Linked DNA regions of Homo sapiens: all the other regions are linked to region 2. Evidence: read pairs that join two places in POLR2A ChIA-PET (ENCODE). Cell type or tissue: GM12878. All regions are shown on one strand. Region 1 overlaps COQ2 (coenzyme Q2, polyprenyltransferase). Region 2 holds the start of PLAC8 (placenta associated 8). Region 3 has its middle 53 kb from the start of COQ2.

Region 1 (4,000 bases), 160 kb after region 2:
ATCTTATAGATAGGAAATGCTTATATTGAGAATATAATTTCAAATTTAATAAAGAGAACATTCAATGAGAGGATCTTAGAAAAAGATAAATATTCTACCACAACTTTCCCACAAATCAGGCTCACATCAATTTCTTGAGTTGCTTTTAGTTCTTTCATTTACTGAAAAAAATGATTCAAAGAACTAGAATCATTCTAGGAATAGAATAGAAAAGTCTGGGAATAGATATTTTTGCAGCAGATTCTGATACCTGCTTACCTAACTATGTTTCTTTCTTTTCACCAACAAGTATGTATTCAATACCTACACCGCACCAAGTGCTATGCTAAATGCTGGGCCACAATTTATTAACTGGAGACCATAGGAGGCTCTCAACGTATTCTTGGTTGAATTAATGCTGCTGAAATAAGTAAGTGCCGGATTAGAATCCTATGGTAGCCCAGAAGAGACTGTCTAACTTCTTCCTGAGAGGCTTCACAGAATACGAGCTGTCTAAGCTATCACATACACTTTAACCCTTGTTTTCCTGCCACAGAGTGCTTCCTACCCCATCCCCCAAATTCTTCAGGGCATCTAGATCAAACATTTTTTCATGACATACCTAGATTTTTAAAAAAGCATTTCAGAAAGCAATGGCCAGGCGTGATGGCACACATCTATAATCCCAGCACTTTGGGAAGCCAAGGCAGGCAGATCGCTTGAGCTCAGGGGTTTGAGACCAGCCTGGGCAACATGGCGAAACCCTGTCTCTACAAGAAATACAAAAATTAGCCAGGCAGGGTTGTCAATGCCTGTAATCCTAGCTACTCAAGAGGCTGAGGTGGGAGGATCACTTGAGCCTGGGAGGTCAAGGCTGCAGTAAGCTGAGATGGTGCCACTGCACTCCAGCCTGAGCAACAGATCAAGACCCTGTCTCAGAGAAGAGGGGAGAGGAGAGTGTAGGGGAGGGGAGCAGTGGGGGAGAGAGGAGAGGAAAAAATAATGATGATGATGATAACCCTAATAAATATGCAATATTTCTGAACTAATAAAAATAGCTAACTGCTCTCCTTTAAAGTACGAAAATCTACTATTGGTTAGGAAAATTACATGACTGATTTGTCATTTCATCTTTACCTATTTACCTATCTCTCCATAAAAGTGTAGTTTGCAAATATCAAAGGAAATACTTTTAGTTATTGTAAGCTCACCCAAGGCTAGTTGAGGCCAGTATGAAATTCTTTTCATTAGTGGGTAGGTGATGACAAGAAGTAAGGATCCTGCTCCCAGAGCTATACTGAAAAGAGGAAAAACCATTAAAGTGATTATTACCACTACCTCTTAGAAACCACGAAATACTTTAAGACAATGACATAAGTAATACTAATTGGAAAATATATTTTATCTTAAATTATATTTTATGTAAGTTATCTTCCTAGCCTTCGACTTTCCCTATTATAAAGGATGAGTAGAAAACTACTTTAAATGTTATAAAACAATCAAACAAAATAATAGCTAACACATACAGTACTATCATGTATTAAGCACTATTCTAAGTGAATCACACTTGTTAATTCATTATAATCTTCACAATGACTCCAAAAGGCAGGTATTATAATATAAAGTTTTATTCTCTTCCTTTTTTGCAGATGGGAAAACTGAAGCACAAAGAAATTAAGTAGTTTGCTAATTGTCATATAGCTAGTCATAGAAGAGCCTAGATTCAAACCTAAGGCAGTCTGGCTCCAGAGTCCAACCTATCAACCACCAAATGTTAACTACCAAATGTTACTGCCTCTCTGAACTGTTTGCAAACATTAAGGCATCTAATAAACTAAGATGTCCTAACTAATAATTAGAGTCAAGATATCCCTCCTTATATATATGATGCAGTGTTACTTTTCTAGAAAAAAGGAAACACCTATGAAAATGTGATAAAATAAGACGTTCTTAGGACCTCAAAGTTTATCTAACACTACCCCTTCCAGAAATAACCTTCCAAAGGTATTGTCATGTAATTGATGCTATCAGGGCAAGGCACGCAATTAAGTCTAGTCTCCATAAAGTAACTTTTTGTCTTTCTTCTCTCGCATTGAAGCACTTTGTAAACCGCAATCTGATACACAAAAGTTTCGTTTTGTCTTGTTTAAGAGATACAGGAATGAGTCCTCCCACTTCTTTCTTCAGTCATTGATTAGTAACACCACCCTGGGAAAGACATAGTTCCTCTTTTTGCAAAATGAATATAATCACTTCTGCTTTAAGTCTACTTTAGAGATACTGTCAACATAAATAAAATTATATATGTGTGGGTGTATACACACACATCCATGCACGCACTTAGAAAACCTATGAAATTGCCTTGTGTCCCTTAGGGAATGTAGTACAAATACTGAAGGTGGTTCAAAACAAATTAAATGTTCATTTCTTAACTCCTTTGGCTGAAAGCATTCTTGAAGCAGATTTAAAAATGTGTGGTGAGTTACTTACACTTGCTAACTTACAGATGCTTAATAAGTAGCAAATGAACAACTTTGTGATAAAGATATTTCATTTTATTCCTATTTTCTCCATTTCAAAGGAGAGATTTTATACATGATGTGGAAAACGTTTAATATACCTGTAGTAATTTAGACACAGAAGAACACCCAGTGCCAGGGTTAGCTGTCCCCCAAGAAAAACAAAGGACTGAAAAGTTGAAATGTCTCCAGCGGCTATTGGACGATTGGCTGTTCTTGTAACCTTAAAACATAAAAACAGATACCTTAGCTTCATGTAATGACTCAATCATTTATTTAAACATTTAATGAAGAGACTGGCCCATGGTAGGCACAAATATGAATGAAGAGAGAAATCAACATTTTAAGTACTGTCAGAAATCAAAACTTCACATTTAAAATAGCTTTGAAAAGAACTAAAAATTCCCATCACTCATTCTCTTTTCTCCCATCCCCATCTCTAAACAAACAAAACAAAGGAACTTCCTGGCTGGGTGCAGTGGCTCAAGCCTGTAATCCCAGCACTTTGGGAGGCTGAGGTGGGAGGACTGTTTGAGGCCATGAGTTCAAGACCAGACTAGGCAACATAAGGAGGCGCTGTCTCTACAAAAAAAAAAAAAAAAAAAAAAAAAATTAGCCAGGTATGGTGATGTGTGCCTGTAGCCCCAGCTATTGGGGAGGCTGAGGTAGGAGGATTGCTTGAGCCTAGGAGGTTGAAGCTGCAGTGAGTCATGATTGCACCAAGCTCTCCAGCATGGGTGACACAGCAACCCTGTGTCAAATAAATAAATAAATAAAAAACAAAGCAACTTCCTTATCAGCTATTTAGCTATAACATGTTCAATTTCCACAGAGAAAGCCTAAAATATTTACGAAGTGGCACAATCTCAGCTCACTGCAACCTCTGCCTCCCGGGTTCAAGTGATTCTCCTGTCTCAGCCTCCCAAGTAGCTGGGATTACAGGCATCCACCACCACCCCTGGCTAATTTTTTGTATTTTTAGTAAAGACAAGGTTTTACCATATTGGCCAAGCTGGTTTCGAACTCCTGACCTCAAGTGATCCACCTGCCTTGGCTTCCCAAAGTGGCAGGATTATAAGCGTGAGCCACGGTGCCCAGCCCTTTTAATCTTCTTAACGGGGTCCTTAACAGATAAAAATTTGTTGATGTGCAAATTCAATTTTTCCTATTATGGGTTGTGCTTTTCGTATTTCTCACAGCTTTCAAGATTTTAAAATTTTCTTTAGTTTTCAGAAGTTTGACTATAATGTATTAAGGTGAGGATTCTGTGTGTTTATCGTGTCTGGAGGTTGCTCACCTTCTTAAATATGTAGGTTTATGTCTTTTGCTAAATTTGGGGCTTTTACAGCCAATATTTCTTCAATCATTTTTCAGCCCCAACCCCTTTCTCCTGTTTTTCCAAGACTCATGAAACAAATATTAGATCATTTGTTATAGTTCAAAGGTCTTCAATTTTTCAGTCTATTTTCTGTTTTCCAGATGGTGTCATTTCTATTATTCTA
Region 2 (4,000 bases):
TAACGTGCACCCGCAGGGCTGCTGCCCTTATGCCATAGGCTTTTGTCCTATGAACTAGAAAAACGTGGCCCTTCTCACAGACACGGCTTGGTGAGCACGTAGCTGCTTCGGTGAGAATTCGAAAAACGGTACACCTTCCTCCATGCGATGAAGCCCATGCTAGACCCTCTCGCATTCCCGGGAGCACATTCCAAACTAGCTCCTCTCCCTTCAGGTGCGGGCCTGTGCAGTATCCTGGGCACTTCACAAGATTCTAATGCCAGTGGCCTTGCAGAGCACATTTTGTAACCCACGACCAGTGGCCTTATTTTTCTTCTGTTACTAATAACTACAGATCCAATTTAATTCAGCAAATATTTTATTGAGTGCCAGGGTGTGTAAACGTGTTGGGCTGGATTTGGTAAGGGCTAAGGAGATGCCTGAGGTTTCCTATCTGTGGCCAGCAGTTCTGCCCGTTGTGGTGTGACCACACAGCTGTTTTGTTCCATGCCATCTTTAACCCCACAGGAGCAGAGAGAGTGATTAAAAAAAAGTTGGCAGGGGCCACCTTGGAAAATGCAGGAAAAATGGGGGCAGGAGGTAGTGAAATGGGAATCTTGGTGGGCAAGCTTTGGAGAATGAGACTAGAATACCTTTCTTTAGGAAGTTCTGTGGAATGGTCTCAATGTCAGGAAATCTTGCAGTATTTGGCTCATATTTTAAACACCTTAATTTTATCTATTAGTTAAGAATCAATCTTGTATTTGTCTCTCCTTTCTATGAGCACTTCACTCCTGAGGACAGCCCACTATCTTAATAAAATACATTAATATTAATATAATACATGATATTAATTATAGTAATATTAATACATATTATTAATATTGATTAATCCAGATACTAGACATATTATTGAGATTTTTCTCTTCTACTGTTTATTGATGTTAAATTTCATTTTTTTGCTTTGATTGAAACATTTCCATTTCATAATCTCTCCATCTCTCTTTATACATATAAATGAAGCACCAGAATTTAATTTTGAAGAATTCTAGTCTGTTTTTCTTACTTTCATAGTGAGAATTCAAGAATTCTTATAATTCATTAGCTAAATCTACAAAATTCCATATCTTGTTTCTAAATACTTTGAATGGATAAAATAGAATATTTGTAAAGCAGAAAGAAATTAGACCGGCATAAGTCAACATGCATACATATTGAAATAAAGAGTGAAATTAATGATCATGTTACTAAATACAATGTATAATATGTGTTTGCTGCAGAAAGCAGCAATTGATGAGGATTCAAGGCTGGGATCTTACACTACTTTGAAAAGCCTGGCATTTGGCAAAATGCTTAGCAAGAAATTGTTGAATTTGACTAAATGTATAAATTTAAAGCAATTAGATAAGAAAACCTTAGTCTTTTAGCTGAAACTCAAAATATAACATGCTAAGAAAAAAACAAGAAAATCAAATAACTTTTAAAGAAAGCTTTTTTTTTTTGAATGCTAAGTTTTTAAAACAAGTTCTTACTTGTAAAGTACTTACAATTAGTAAACAAGGTTCCGAGCAGGAAATGTCTTGTGGCCTGGGAGAGAATCTCACCACAAATGAAAACTACGTGAAAGGGGAGAGGTAACTGTGTTTCTATCGCAGGGCATAGTACATAGAACAGTTTCAGACGCTCTTATTGGCCAGAGTAATCCAGCAGAAGTGGTTTCAATGTGTGTTTCTCTTATCTGGAGAATGAATATATCTCTTGCCAAATAAGGTGTGTTTCTTTTCCTATATTGTGTTAGGTACACTGATACGTCTTTTTAATGGGGAAAGGATTTAATTCATTATATAGTTTGATTGGTTTTACATGTCTGGCAGAGCTTACTGTTGTTTTTTTGTGTTTGTTTTTTGTTATCTTTGTGGGGAAAAAAAAGATCATTATTGTTTCAGATTATATAGTAGTTGGCATCTCAAGCATCCTTTAATGGTATCAACTTACAGATACTGAACATTAAAATAGGCCAAGCATTATCAATGACTTGTTAATGACTTTGATAGTTAGGCCTTATTTTTTCAATTTTAGAGGTGAGGAAACAAGCTCAGATTCTTGAGCTGACTTTCAGAGGCCACATAGCTAACAAGTTACTCACCTAGGATTTTAGCTCATGTCAGCTCAGCTCCAAACTATGGCTCTTTTTACAATGTTGCATCCAATTTCTTTGTACCTTTTTAATTATTCTTCTTATTGGTGGTATTACTATTTCTTTCTTTTGAAATTTTTATTCATAGTCTTTGAATTTCTGATCCCATAGTTTAAACTATCAAAAGACAAAATTACAACAAATTTAGTTTAGAAGATGTAATTGCCTTTTATTTGCAATTCTAGAATCAAGCAACACATCATTCTATAAAATAGAATGAGTGTCCTGGTGAGTATGAAGAAAGCGGAAACAGAGAAAAAAAGATAGATTGGTTGTTTCAAAGTTACTTTCCTTATAGGACTAAAACAGAGAGGACTTCCTTACTACACTGACTGAGGTTGACTGAAATCTCCTGTTTTTTGGAAAACTGGTCCATTTCAAAGTTCAGTTTGATTATATGTCACTTAGCACAAGCGACTTCATTCTGGTTTGGTCTGATTTTCTGGGGCCTAGAGCAGGAGGCTAGTCCATAACAATGGCCTCTCATAAACTTTGTTTAACAAAACCTTTCAGAAATGAGGGTGGGCCGGCACAGTGGGAGGCCCAGGCGGAGGACTGCTTAAGGTCAGAGTTCAAGACAAGCCTGGCCAACACAGTGAGACCTTGTCTCTAAAAAAAAACAAAAACAAAAACAAAAAATTAAAAAATTAGCCAGACATGGTGGTAAGTGCCCGTAGGCTTGTAGTCCCCGCTACTTGGAAGGCTGAGGCAGGAGGATTGCCTGAGCCCAAGAATTTGAGGTTACAGTGAGCTGTGTTGTGTCACCACACTCCAGCCGGAGTGACAGCAAGACCGTGTCTCTAAAAAAAAAAAAAAATTAAGAAATGAGAGTGGCCAGCTTTCCTGTCATTCACTCTGAAGTTTTTGCGGATGGGAAATCTTTCCCACTAGAACAAGGCTATTGTGTGAGGTTGTACAGTGAGAATGTGTGGCATTATGGCAGACTCTAAGTGCTTAGAGTCCCTTTTCAGTCCCAATTCCTAGCTGCCATCTGCTAGCCACTTAACATTTCTATGCCTCAGGTTCCTTGTCAAATGAGCGTAATAATTGCACCTACCCCACAGGATTGTAGGGAAAATTCAAAAAATTAATACATGCAAAACATTTAAAACAGTGCCTAACACATAATCAATATTAGGGGAAACAAAGAAACAAAGAAATCTGAAGAAGGAGAAAGAAAAAGAGACATGTGGAATTCCAGATAGCCTATTTTCTTCCAAATACTATGTATAAACTCCACAATAAAAAGATGGCAACATGGCCAGGTGTGGTAACTCACACCTGTAATCCCAGCACTTTGGGAGGCCAAGGCGGGAGGATCACTTGAGCCCAGGAGTTTGAGACCAGCCTGTGCAACATAGTGAGATCTCATCTCCTTTTTTCAAATAAATAAATAAAATAAAAAATTAAAAAATTGAAAAATCAAAAAGATGTCAACAAATATGTACTAGTTATTTATTGTATTAAAGGGGGAAAGTACATCTTAAAAATCGGTAAGCTTGGCCGGGCACGGTCACTCATGCCTGTAATTCCAGCACTTTAGGAGGCCGAGGCAGGCAGATCACCTGAGGTCGGGAGTTTGAGACCAGCCTGACCAACATGGAGAAACCTCGTCTCTACTAAAAATACAAAATTAGCTGGGCGTGGTGGCGCATGCCTATAATCCCAGCTACTCAGTAGGCTGAGGCAGGAGAATTGCTTGAACCCGGGAGGCAGAGGTTGTGGTGAGCCGAGATCACGCCATTGCACTCCAGCCTGGGCAACAAGAGCAAACCTCCGTCTCAAAAAAATAAAAAATATGTCTGGGCGGGGTGGCTCATGCCT
Region 3 (4,000 bases), 120 kb after region 2:
TCTGAATAACCTTTTTTGATGCATAAAAGCCAACCTCAAGGGCATCAAAAGAGTCATCTACGTTTATATTTGAACTCTGTAACTTCTGAATAATGTGCAAAGCATGTCCTCTGGGATCCGAGGGACCAGGTGTAATGGGGTTAAGTTGAATTCAAAGCTTGAACACGTAGCCTTCTTGTTTTCTGTAACTATTCTCTTCTTGTCCAGAAGGCCCCGTTTCCTCTGATGGCGAGATAGAGTGATGAAGTGAAGGTAGATCACCAAACATAAACTTTCCAAGTAAAGGTAGCCAGAGTCTACTTTGGGGTTAACCTAATCTCTTTTGGGGAAATGCTCAGCGTTTTAGGCATTTTCTTCTCTCCTCTTCCCTTAGCCAAGATGGCCTTGGGGAGAGGGAAAGTTTATGCACTCACGTGGCATTGGTGGTGTTGTGGCTGGTTCACAGTGGGCTTTTGTTTGGCCCAGTGGGCACTTGCTGGGCTCTTGTTGCAGTGTTTTGTCCCACTGAAACCAGGTCATTGGTCTCTGATGTCATCGCCTCCTCTTGACCTCCAGTGGCATTGTTGCATTGCCTCGGAGCTCTGCAGGCTGACTAGGCCTTTTGGACTTTCCAGTTTTATCCAAAGCACACAGGAGGCCCCTACAAAAGAACACTCCCCAGGAACCTTTGTCTCAGGAAATCTTTCCAGCGTCTGCCTCTGAACTACTCTCTGTCCTGTCCTCTACTCCAGACTTTTCCCTTGTGATTAAGTTCTTGTCTCCTTGGACTAGGTCCTTTGTATCAGACAGAAAGCTGCCCTTATGTGGGTGGGGGCATAAGTCTCTCTTTGGTTCCACCCTATAACCCTGGGCCAGCCCTTCTTATTCTCAAGCAGAGTCCTGGATCCTGAGACCCTAGTCTGAACCTGTATCCCATCCCCATAATTTGAGTAGGTGAAGCAAAAATGAATCTGTACCCCATCCCCATAATTTGAGTAGGTGAAGCAAAAATGATCAAATCTGGCCAGGCATGGTGGCTCATCCCTGTTGTTCCAGCACTTTGGGGGGCTGAGGCGGGAGAACTGCTTGAGCCCAGGAGTCTGAGACCAGCCTAGGCAACATAGTGAGACCTTGTTTCCACAAACAAACAAACAACCCAATCTGTGAATGCCAAGATTGCTTAAGAATTAACAAATAGCATTTGAAAAAGATGTAAGAATTGTTAGGAACATAAAAGTTATAGGATACTAATTCCTTTAAAATAAAAATGCAAAGTTTCTTCCTAATTAACTTTTTTCTAACACTTAGGTTTGAGATAATTAGAAGAAAAGTTTACATATAGATTAGCGTCACTATTAGCCAAATAGTGCCTTTATAAAAATCACAGAGAGGCCTTTTTCTCTGGTGGTGGGGTGTGGCATAGAGTCCTAAGCAGGACTCACAGCTTGGCAAGGCAAGAGGAGCACAGACTGGATTTTGGTCCCTACTCACCCGTCAGGTGGTTGCTTTTTGGTAATAAACATCCTGCCCAATCATACGAAGTGGCCTGATATAGATGATATTTATTAACTACATGACCTTGGGCAAACATCTCAGTCCTTAGAACTTTAGATGCCTCATATAACAAGTGAGAGGGGCTGACCTCTGAGGTCCTTTGTATCTACAAATACTATGCTCCACGGCATCAGTAATTTTTTTTTTCTTTTTTTTAACTAAATGAGAGTCTTCACAGAAAGTAGAGGAAGTACCAAATGCTGGCCACCGGAAGGAACCAGTCTGAAAAGTAGAAGTGACAGAAACCCATGGGCAAAAGTGGTCAGGTTATTCTAGAGTTCATGATAGGGAGAGTTGGACATCATTAGATATATATCCGAGACTTTGGTAAGACACATCTAAAAATTTTTCCTAAATAATAAGATTCCCTGGACAGAGACTCCCAAAGGGAAGATGACAAGTGTTTGGGAGAAGTGCTGCAAAATGAAATCTCTATCTTCCAAACAGGATGATGTGGAACAGAAAAAAAGGGGGAGAGTTATTTAAAGAGAGACACACTTGGCCAGGCGTATTGGTTCAGGGCACTTTGGGAGGCCGACACAGGTGGATCACTTGAGGCCAGGAGTTCAAGACCAGTCTGGCCAATATGGTGAAACCCCATCTCTACAAAAACTAAAAAAAAAATAGCTGGATGCTAATGCTCTGAGATGACAGATTTTTGGAACTGTGGATGTAAAGCCCATAGACCTTAACATTAGTGTGTCCAGTCCCATGACATTTCATTAGCTTATGGCTTCTGCTCCAGAGACTCCCACCATTTCCCCATTGATAAGGGAGAGGAAGGAGGAAGTAAGAGATTATTTAAAAACAGTTGTGAAACTACCAAGGTCTGTGGTTGAGAGTTGGTTTTCTAACCAACCTTTGTCTAGTCTAGTCTAACCTTTGACTACAGACATCATATAAGGGACACGGTTGCCTCAGATGCAGAAGATATCAGGAAGGGCTGATTTGTTCCACACTATTTGACCACACTGATTGCAACAGGATGTGGACATGTTTTGCTATGAGTGTGTCCTAAAACATTGGAAAGAAACCCCACATCCTGTCACCCTCCCTGAGGGCAAGGACACTTAGAGTGGAGAAATCTGAGGTTTAACCTGTGCTGGGGATGATGACTGATACAACAAAGGATATAGGACCTCACCTAATGAATTTCAAAGATTGCTGATGTAAGATGCACCAAGAACAAATGTTGGTGTCCTGGTAGTAGAGCAGGGGACCCCTTGTGAGACCTGTCTTTGATCTTGGGAACACAAATCTTACAACATATTTATGACTGTGAAGGCAAAAGAAATCTTCAACGATGAGGTCTGGAAATTCTGAATATTCTATGCAAAGTATTAGAATTTCACAAGAGAGGACTTTGCTCAGAAGAGAAAAATGAACAGGCACCAAGTGGTAATTCACAGAAGTGTCATTCCCATGCTCTTAACTCTCAAGTGTGTTTTGAGATCAGGAAACATGGAGTCCTTATTCTCACTGTGTCCCCTGTTTGAAGACTGATTAATTAAGATGTCATTCATGACATGGTGAGCCATCTTGAGATATTTGAATATCCTGCCACCATGGGAACCCAGACCTACCTCTGGACTAATTATTGGGAGGGGATTGTGGGAAAGAATAATGACTGGGAAATAGAAATCTTTAAGATGCTCTTGAGCAGAACAAATTTCTCCTCCAATAAAGATGTCCATGTGTTTGTATTTGGCATGGATAATACCATGTATTCTGTAACCCCAATTCTTTAGTATTAGCTCTTTGTGAAAACCTTCTTAGAAACAAGGTGATTTCACTAGATTGTGTTTGGGGGCTATAATTTTATGATCCTATGAAAGATTGTCCCCTACTTTGCCACTTCTGCCAATAAGACCTCTATGTCCTGTCTGCTCTCTTGTTCCCCCAAATAAAGCTTGGATTTCTGTACCATTAACTATCTGCCCAGCATACAAACCTTTAAGTAAGAAAGAAAGCTTCCTCTTAACCTTCATCCAAAAAAAAACAAAAACACACACAAACAAAAGAAAATCTGAACTAGGAATAGAGAGCTTTGGGGCTTCTTAAGTACAATGACTAATAAAATATAAACATACTTGCTGTCTCCAGGGGGTTTATAATTAAAATCATAATGTATATTGACATTGTTTATCAGGGTAAAGACTATACTAATTGGCAGGAATAGAATACTCTTTTCTTTTTTTCAAAAGTATAAGTACTGAAAAATTTGACCAATCTCTGTGTTCTACTTACTACTTCTAATGAAGACCTGACAATTCTACATTAATTTAACAGTAACTTTAAGCATTGGATATGTTGATTTGTAATTATCAGGAGAGACTGAGATCAAGCATTTATGTTGGTATATACATTACTAAAAATGATACAAAAATAGGGCTTTAATAAAATGAAGAAACTTTTTTTTATTTATATGCACCTAACAGAAACTGAGATCAGTATGTGCAACCTATGT

The links. ChIA-PET counts read pairs that join two places held together with the same protein. Peaks named below come from ENCODE experiments on the same cell type or tissue, not always from the same donor. Only the 100,000 strongest peaks of a DNase experiment are listed, where the experiment ranks them.
Region 1: POLR2A ChIA-PET joins it to region 2 with 5 read pairs; 16 of 35 experiments call an interaction of 5 or more read pairs at or near these places.
Region 3: POLR2A ChIA-PET joins it to region 2 with 6 read pairs; 8 of 35 experiments call an interaction of 5 or more read pairs at or near these places.

What each region holds. Positions count from the first base shown.
Region 1 is chr4:83,270,897-83,274,896 of GRCh38, forward strand. It overlaps COQ2 (coenzyme Q2, polyprenyltransferase), which reads right to left. Exons shown (of 7, transcript NM_001358921.2): 3 at 2,600-2,721; 4 at 1,191-1,276. Among named protein-coding and RNA genes, the nearest start is that of COQ2, 12 kb to the right of the region's middle. In GM12878, no CTCF peak of the experiment used is centred here; a DNase peak (open chromatin) is centred at 2,165; H3K27ac peaks cover 2,408 bases.
Region 2 is chr4:83,113,140-83,117,139 of GRCh38, forward strand. It overlaps PLAC8 (placenta associated 8), which reads right to left and starts at 1,590. Exons shown (of 5, transcript NM_016619.3): 1 at 1,527-1,590. In GM12878, no CTCF peak of the experiment used is centred here; DNase peaks (open chromatin) are centred at 319 and 1,602; H3K4me3 peaks cover 1,740 bases; H3K27ac peaks cover 2,606 bases.
Region 3 is chr4:83,229,376-83,233,375 of GRCh38, forward strand. No RefSeq gene overlaps it. Among named protein-coding and RNA genes, the nearest start is that of COQ2, 53 kb to the right of the region's middle. In GM12878, no CTCF peak of the experiment used is centred here; a DNase peak (open chromatin) is centred at 2,476; H3K27ac peaks cover 885 bases.